2 separate regions of the Homo sapiens genome follow, and region 2 is linked to region 1. A link is a contact called in ENCODE Hi-C or POLR2A ChIA-PET data. All regions are on one chromosome and are shown on one strand. Each heading gives the region's core, a stretch centred on a gene start or an enhancer-like site at or near the end of the contact. The rest is flanking DNA. Distances are from core to core; before and after follow the strand shown. Region 1 holds the start of PSMD5 (proteasome 26S subunit, non-ATPase 5). Region 2 has its middle 19 kb from the start of SWI5.

Region 1 (3,144 bases), core at 426-2,925:
ATAGATTGATATACCCTGCGATTTTCTTTTTCATTCAACAACACAGAGATTGGCCGGGCGCAGTGGCTCACGCCTGTAATCCCAGCACTTTGGGAGGCCGAGGCGGGCGGATCACGAGGTCCGTAGATCGAGACCATCCTGGCTAACATGGTGAAACCCCGTCTCTACTAAAAATACAAAAAATTAGCCGGGCGTGGTGGCGGGCGCCTGTAGTCCCAGGTACTCGGCAGGCTGAGGCAGGAGAATGGCGTGAATCAGGGAGGCGGAGGTTGCAGTGAGCCGAGATCGCGCCACTGCACTCCAACCTGGGAGACAGAGCGAGACTCGTCTGAAAACAAACAAACAAACAAAACAAAACAAAACAAAACACAGAGATCTTTCCATGTCCACATACATATATATACATCTACCTCAATAACTTAAATAACTGCACAGTGTTACAGAGTAATAGCGCATAATTTGGAATCCTCTGTTAACGGATATTTAGATTGTTTCTAGTGTTCTGGTGCCACACACGATATGTTATATTCTTGCATATAATGTTGTAGGGTCCTCCAGTCGCCCCCTTTCTTTCTCTGTCCTGATGGAAAATCAGAGTGCCTTGATTGCTCTCTGACCTAGCCAGCGGCAGGTTTCCCTAGCAGGCTTGACCATAAACCAGGGGCCTTGAACATTCACAGGCCTGATAAAGGTACCTAGGTTGTTGCCCAAAACACTGGAAGAAACTGGCCTCAACCCTGAGCCAAATTCCTTTAAACTCTCATCTGAACTCCATACCCTGACCCCCTCACTGCGGACATACCCAGGAACACCTTTCTCCCGGTGTCCGTCTTGACAATTTCTGCAGCCCTCTGCAGGTTTCCCCCTAAACGCTTTTGGACTGATCGCCTTGGCATTCAGTGCTTCTTTTTCTGTCATCCCAACCAGCCACATCTCGGGAAGGTTTGAAGCACTCCCTCGTGGGAACTCTCTTGCCGCTGCTTTTGGGGCGATTCCAGCCTCGGGTTCGAAAGAACAAAGTAACTGCACATTTTGTGCGCGTATACTTGCATTAAATTTTTTTAACAAGAATGACTGGATGAAAAAGCATGTGAATTTAAAATGCTGATGGTTCTTGCCACATTGCCAGGATAGGATCCTTTTAGAAGGGGAAACAAATCAAGAACCTGTACAAAGAGATGTGGAATGCTCCTTGTAAGTGGACAGCTTTGCTTTCCTCCTTTAATTTCTATTTGATGAAGAAGGCAGTGCCTCACTGCTCAGAGGCAGCGAGGCCAGGCGACGGGAGAAAACACCCTGGGGCACTCTCAGAGGCTGAACCTGAACCCCATCTCCTGCCTCTGAACCCAGGATCCTTCCTTCTCTGCAAATTTCGGCTACTTTCCACCTCCCCTGTGACTGGGAAAAGCGCTGTTCTTGCCCTCAACCACTCTCATGTCCATATTTAGGGGTGCCCCTCTCCTCGGCTCAAGCCCCCGGGGTCCTCTCACCTATGGTTCTCGTTAAGCAGGGAGAAGAGCGGGCCGAGGCGCAGCTCCGCCGCTTGCTGGCGAAGCTCGTTGAGCGGCACTGCCTGCAGCACGGAGTGAAGCGCGCGTAGCTCCTCCAGCGGCGCTTCCAGCCTCGCTACCTCTCTCAGCAGCGCCAAAGCCTGGGCTGCCATCTTGCCCCCCGACGCAGGGGCTGGCCCAGCGGCCCAGTTCCCGGGGCGCTTTCCTGAACCTCGCGAGATCTGATCACAGCCTCCTTGTCCCTGAGATGGCTATGGGGCTGCCAAGCCTCGCGAGAAGCCTCCGTTAGGGCCGTGTCAACTGTAGCCAGTGGTTGCGGCTCCCTCAGTCTGGCGTCATCTAGGTCGCTGCTCAGGGAAATGCGGAGGCCAGTAGGCTTACGTGTTTACCGCGTAGGGCAAAGCCTTGCCAAATTCCCGGCCAGCGGAGCGGCGAGGGTGGGGACTCACGGGAAGTTAAACAGCCTCGTCGGCGTCCTCGAGGCTCCAAAACCAGGCTCTAGGCGGGGACGACTGCAGCCGTTATGGAGGCCACCGCGGCTACGGCCGCGGCTGAGGCCTCCCCAGGTGGAGCGGTGGCCTGGAGGGGAATCTTGATCCTGGGCCAGCCACCTGTCAAGAGGAGGCGGAGCGTCATGCCTCTGGAAGACTGGATGAATATTCTCCAGGAGCCTGACGAAGGCGTGAGTAATAGGGACGTGCGCCGCCTTGTTGGTGTTGATCAGTCCACCAAGGAGAAGCAGCTGGTCGCAGTGGCCGTACCTGTAATCCCAGCGCTTTGGGAGGCCGCGGCGGGAGGATCGCTTGAGCCCGGGAGTTCGAGACCAGCCTGGGCAACATAGTGAGAAACCCGTCTCTACCAAAAAGAAAAAAAAAAAAAAAGGAAAAAAATTAGTGCGGTGTGGTGGCACGCACCTGTAGTCCCAGCTACTCGGGAGGCTGAAGCGGGAGGGTCCCCTAAGTCTAGGAGGTCGAGGCTTCAGTGAGCGGTGATTGTGCCACTGCACTCCAGCCTGGGCGACAGAGCAAGACCCTGCTTTCCCCTCTTGTCCTCCACTACCCTCAGGAAACCAAGAAAGACCAGCGTGGAGAGTTGGTCGCCCATCTGCTCTAAGCTGCTGTGTATTCCCCTGTAATGTAAACATCGTGAAGGTGGAGACCCAGTTAACCTTTTAGGTGGAAGGCCAGATGACAGAGGGCGGCATCTGACCCGGAAGGCCCTCTGCAACCAGGCCAAATACATCTACAGGGAACCAATGGGAAACATCTGGGGAGGACAACCCAAATAAGTATCATGCGAGCAAGGGATGGTTTGAGAACTTTAAAAATCGCTGCTGTTTTGCAACATACGAAGTTGATGGGGAGGAAGGACCCTTAAATCCTGAGTGGGTATCGAGTATTCCAAGCAACTGGAGAGAGGCTTTGTGCCTCAACAGGTCTTCAACGCCAAGGAGATGACCCATCTTTTGCAGTGCATGCCTTCCTACTTTTGGGGCAAAAGACAAAAATCTGGAAAGCTTAGAGGAAGCTAAGGACAGGATTTCCCTCATTTTTTTGTGGCAGTGCCTCAGGTGACAAAATGATAAAACCACTGCTGCTTTACAAAGACTCTAACACCCCACTTGTCTTTTAGA
Region 2 (3,144 bases), core at 358-2,857, 7.5 Mb after region 1:
AGGGTCTCACTCTGTTGCCACAGGCTGGAGTGCAGTGGCGCAACCCTGGCTCACCGCAACCTCCACCTCCTGGGTTCAAGCGATTCTCCTGCCTCAGCCTCTCAAGTACTTGGGATTACAGGCACCCGCCCCCATGCCTGGCTAATTTTTATATTTTTAGTAGAAACAGGGTTTCACTATGTTGGCCAGGCTGGTCTCAAACTCCTGACCTCAAGTGATCCATCCATCTCAGTCTCCCAAACTGCTGGGATTATAGGCATGAGCCACCACGCCTGGCCGGCCACCTGGTTTTATGGTGAAGGAGGAGGAGGAGAGGGAAGTGGCCAGGCTCTGAGTGGGTGGGAGCCCCTTGAGAGGTGAGCCCTTCCTTGAGGTTTTCTCACCTTACACCATGTTCTCTATGTGGAGAGCTGGCTGGTCTTGCCTCTTCCTACACAAAAAAACTGTCAGGGCCAGGTGCTGGGGAGCCCCAGTCTCTGGGTCCCTGCCACACAGTGCTCACCTGCCAGCGGGAGGTCAGAGACTCAAGCAGCCACGACAATACAGATAAAATGCTGCCACAGGGTTATGGAAGCATGTTGGAGCTGCATCCAACCAATATGGGACACTGGGAAACTTCCCAGGGGAAGAGACATCCATGTCTGTCCAGTAGGAGGCAGCCAGGTAAGAATGTGGGAGAGGGCTGCCTGCCTGTAATCCCAGCACTTTGGGAGGCTGAGGCGGGCGGATCACCTGAGGTCAGGAGTTCGAGACCAGCCTGGGCAACATGGCAAAACCCCGTCTCTACTAAAAATACAAAAATTAGCCGGGCATGGTGGCACACATCTGTAATCCCAGCTTCTCAGGAGGCTGAGGCAAGAGAATCACTTGAACCTGGGTGGCAGAGGTTGCGGTGAGCCAAGATGGCACCACTGCACTCCAGCCTAAGCAACAGAGTGAGCCTCTGTCTCAAAAAAAAAAAAAAAAAAGGCCGGGCGCGGTGGCTCACGCCTGTAATCCCAGCACTTTGGGAGGCCGAGGCGGGTGGATCATGAGGTCAGGAGATCGAGACCATCCTGGCTAACAAGGTGAAACCCCGTCTCTACTAAAAATACAAAAAATTAGCCGTGCGCAGTGGCGGGCGCCTGTAGCCCCAGCTACTCGGGAGGCTGACGCAGGAGAACGGCGTGAACCCGGGAAGCGGAGCTTGCAGTGAGCCGAGATTGCGCCACTGCAGTCCGCAGTCCGGCCTGGGCGACAGAGCAAGACTCCGTCTCAAAAAAAAAAAAAAAAAAAAAAAAAAATGTGGGAGAGTATTCCAGAGGCAGAAAACTTAGTTGGCCCAGGACACAAAGGGATTTGGTCTCGTTGAAAGGTGATCAGGGATGGTGATTTGCAGGTTGTGTCCACTTGGATTCTTGGTGCATGATGAAAGTCTCCCCCAAACACAATCGTAACCCAGCTCTGCATTTTGGTTCAATCTTGAGGCACCCAGGGAGGACACTTGGAAGGAAAGCATCCACCTTGGTCTGTTTCTCTTGTGTGAGCTCAGCTCTCCCAGGTGTCATAGTGGGCACGGCCTCGAGGGGGCAGTGTCCACTCAGAGATGTGCCCAACTGCCCTGGGAAGCAAGCCCTGGGAGGGCCTTGTTGGAAAGGTTCCAGCCTGCCAGGCCAGATTCACGAAGGCTGAATCCTCAGAACACATAGAAGAGGGGGTTCTCTGGCAGCACCCCTCTCAGGAGTTTGAAGCAACCAGGGGCAGTAAGGAGCAAGCAGCTGCGAGATGTGGATTCCTCAGGCCGTGCCCCCATGTGCTGGAAAACAGGTGGCAGAGGTTACTCTGCCTGGTGTGTACACATACATGGTTTGTTTGATCATATCCGGTATAAACCCTACTCGAAAATATTTGTCATCCGGCACCTACGGAGTTCAAAATACTAACACAGTACAGCCTGCACTGTTGTCCCTGGGGACTGAAAGGGGTCATTTTTGGGTGGCCTGACAGAAATGTGTCACAGAGCAGTGTCGCCAAATAGTGCCCCACTCTAGTTTTGCTCAGAAGGGGCCACATCAGCTGGGCAGGGTGTGGTGGCTCATGCCTATAATCCTAGCATTTTGGGAGGCCAAAGCAGGACAATCAATTGAGCCCAGGAGTTTGAGACCACCTTGGCAACATAGTGAGACCTATCCTCCACAAAAAATTTTAAAAACAGCCAAACATGGGCCGGGCACGGTGGCTCACGCCTGTAATCCCAGCACTTTGGGAGGCCGAGGTGGGCGGATCATGAGGTCAGGAGATCGACACCATCCTGGCTAACACGGTGAAACCCCGTCTCTATTAAAAGTACAAAAAATTAGCCGGGCGTGGTGGCGGGCGCCTGTAGTCCCAGCTACTCGGCAGGCTGAGGCAGGAGAATGGCGTGAACCCGGGAGGCGGGGCTTGCAGTGAGCCGAATTGCGCCACTGCACTCCAGCCTGTGCGACAGTGCAAGACTCCGTCTCAAAAAAAAGAAAAAAAAAAACAAAGCCAAGCATGGTGGTACCCAGCTACTCAGGAGGTTGAAGTGGGAGGATCGATCCAGCTCAGGAGGTCAAGGCTACCATGAACCATGATCACACATTGCACTCTAGCATGGGTGATAGAGTGAGGCCCTGTCTTGAAAAAAAGGAGGGGCCGCTTGGGGAGAGAGGGAAGGGAGGAAGCCCAGGCCAAGGGCCCAGTGCCTCTGTGGTTGGGGCTAAGGGATGTTGGGGCCCCCAACCCTGATTCTTCGGAGGAATTGGGAGGAAAGCTCCAGGTTCCACGTCATGTGGATGGGCCTGAGAATGAGGTGAAAGGTAACAATCACACACCCAAACCAGTTATGAGCCAAAGGTTTCACCAGATAAGGGATTGATGGCCACAATCACCAGCACATATGCAATTCTGTGGGTCAGACAGGGAGCTGAGTCACCATGCCCCGCAGTATCTCATTGACTGCCCCCAACAACAGAGAGTGGTTGAGAGTCCCCATTTCCAAATGGAGCAAACTGAGGCTCAGGGGGATGCAGATAAGTAGCGAAGCTATCTGATTCCAGAACCTGGCTGAGTAGCCACAGTGTGCTGCCTGCCTCCCCAGTGGAGCCTCTTGAGTCTCTTATCTGAGGTCGGGCATTACTAAAA

The links. A loop is a pair of places that touch in the nucleus more often than their neighbours do. ChIA-PET counts read pairs that join two places held with the same protein, here RNA polymerase II (POLR2A).
Region 2: a loop to region 1 is called in a map of K562, with 3 times the contacts of the local background. The contact joins the enhancer-like site here to the promoter of PSMD5 in region 1. A Hi-C loop is called at or near these places in 1 of 168 maps with a recorded cell type or tissue (K562). POLR2A ChIA-PET finds 5 or more read pairs at or near these places in 1 of 52 experiments (K562).

What each region holds. Positions count from the first base shown.
Region 1 is chr9:120,841,247-120,844,390 of GRCh38, forward strand. It overlaps PSMD5 (proteasome 26S subunit, non-ATPase 5), which reads right to left and starts at 1,676. Exons shown (of 10, transcript NM_005047.4): 1 at 1,491-1,676. The coding sequence starts at 1,663. It also overlaps the pseudogene CUTALP. RefSeq lists enhancers at 1,297-1,826, 1,398-1,697, 1,585-1,879, 1,645-1,939, 1,898-2,247 and 1 more.
Region 2 is chr9:128,293,949-128,297,092 of GRCh38, forward strand. No RefSeq gene overlaps it. Among named protein-coding and RNA genes, the nearest start is that of SWI5, 19 kb to the left of the region's middle. Within about 2 kb of position 1,608, at least 15 of the 41 ENCODE cell types and tissues checked have a DNase peak (open chromatin) inside an H3K27ac peak, as active enhancers do.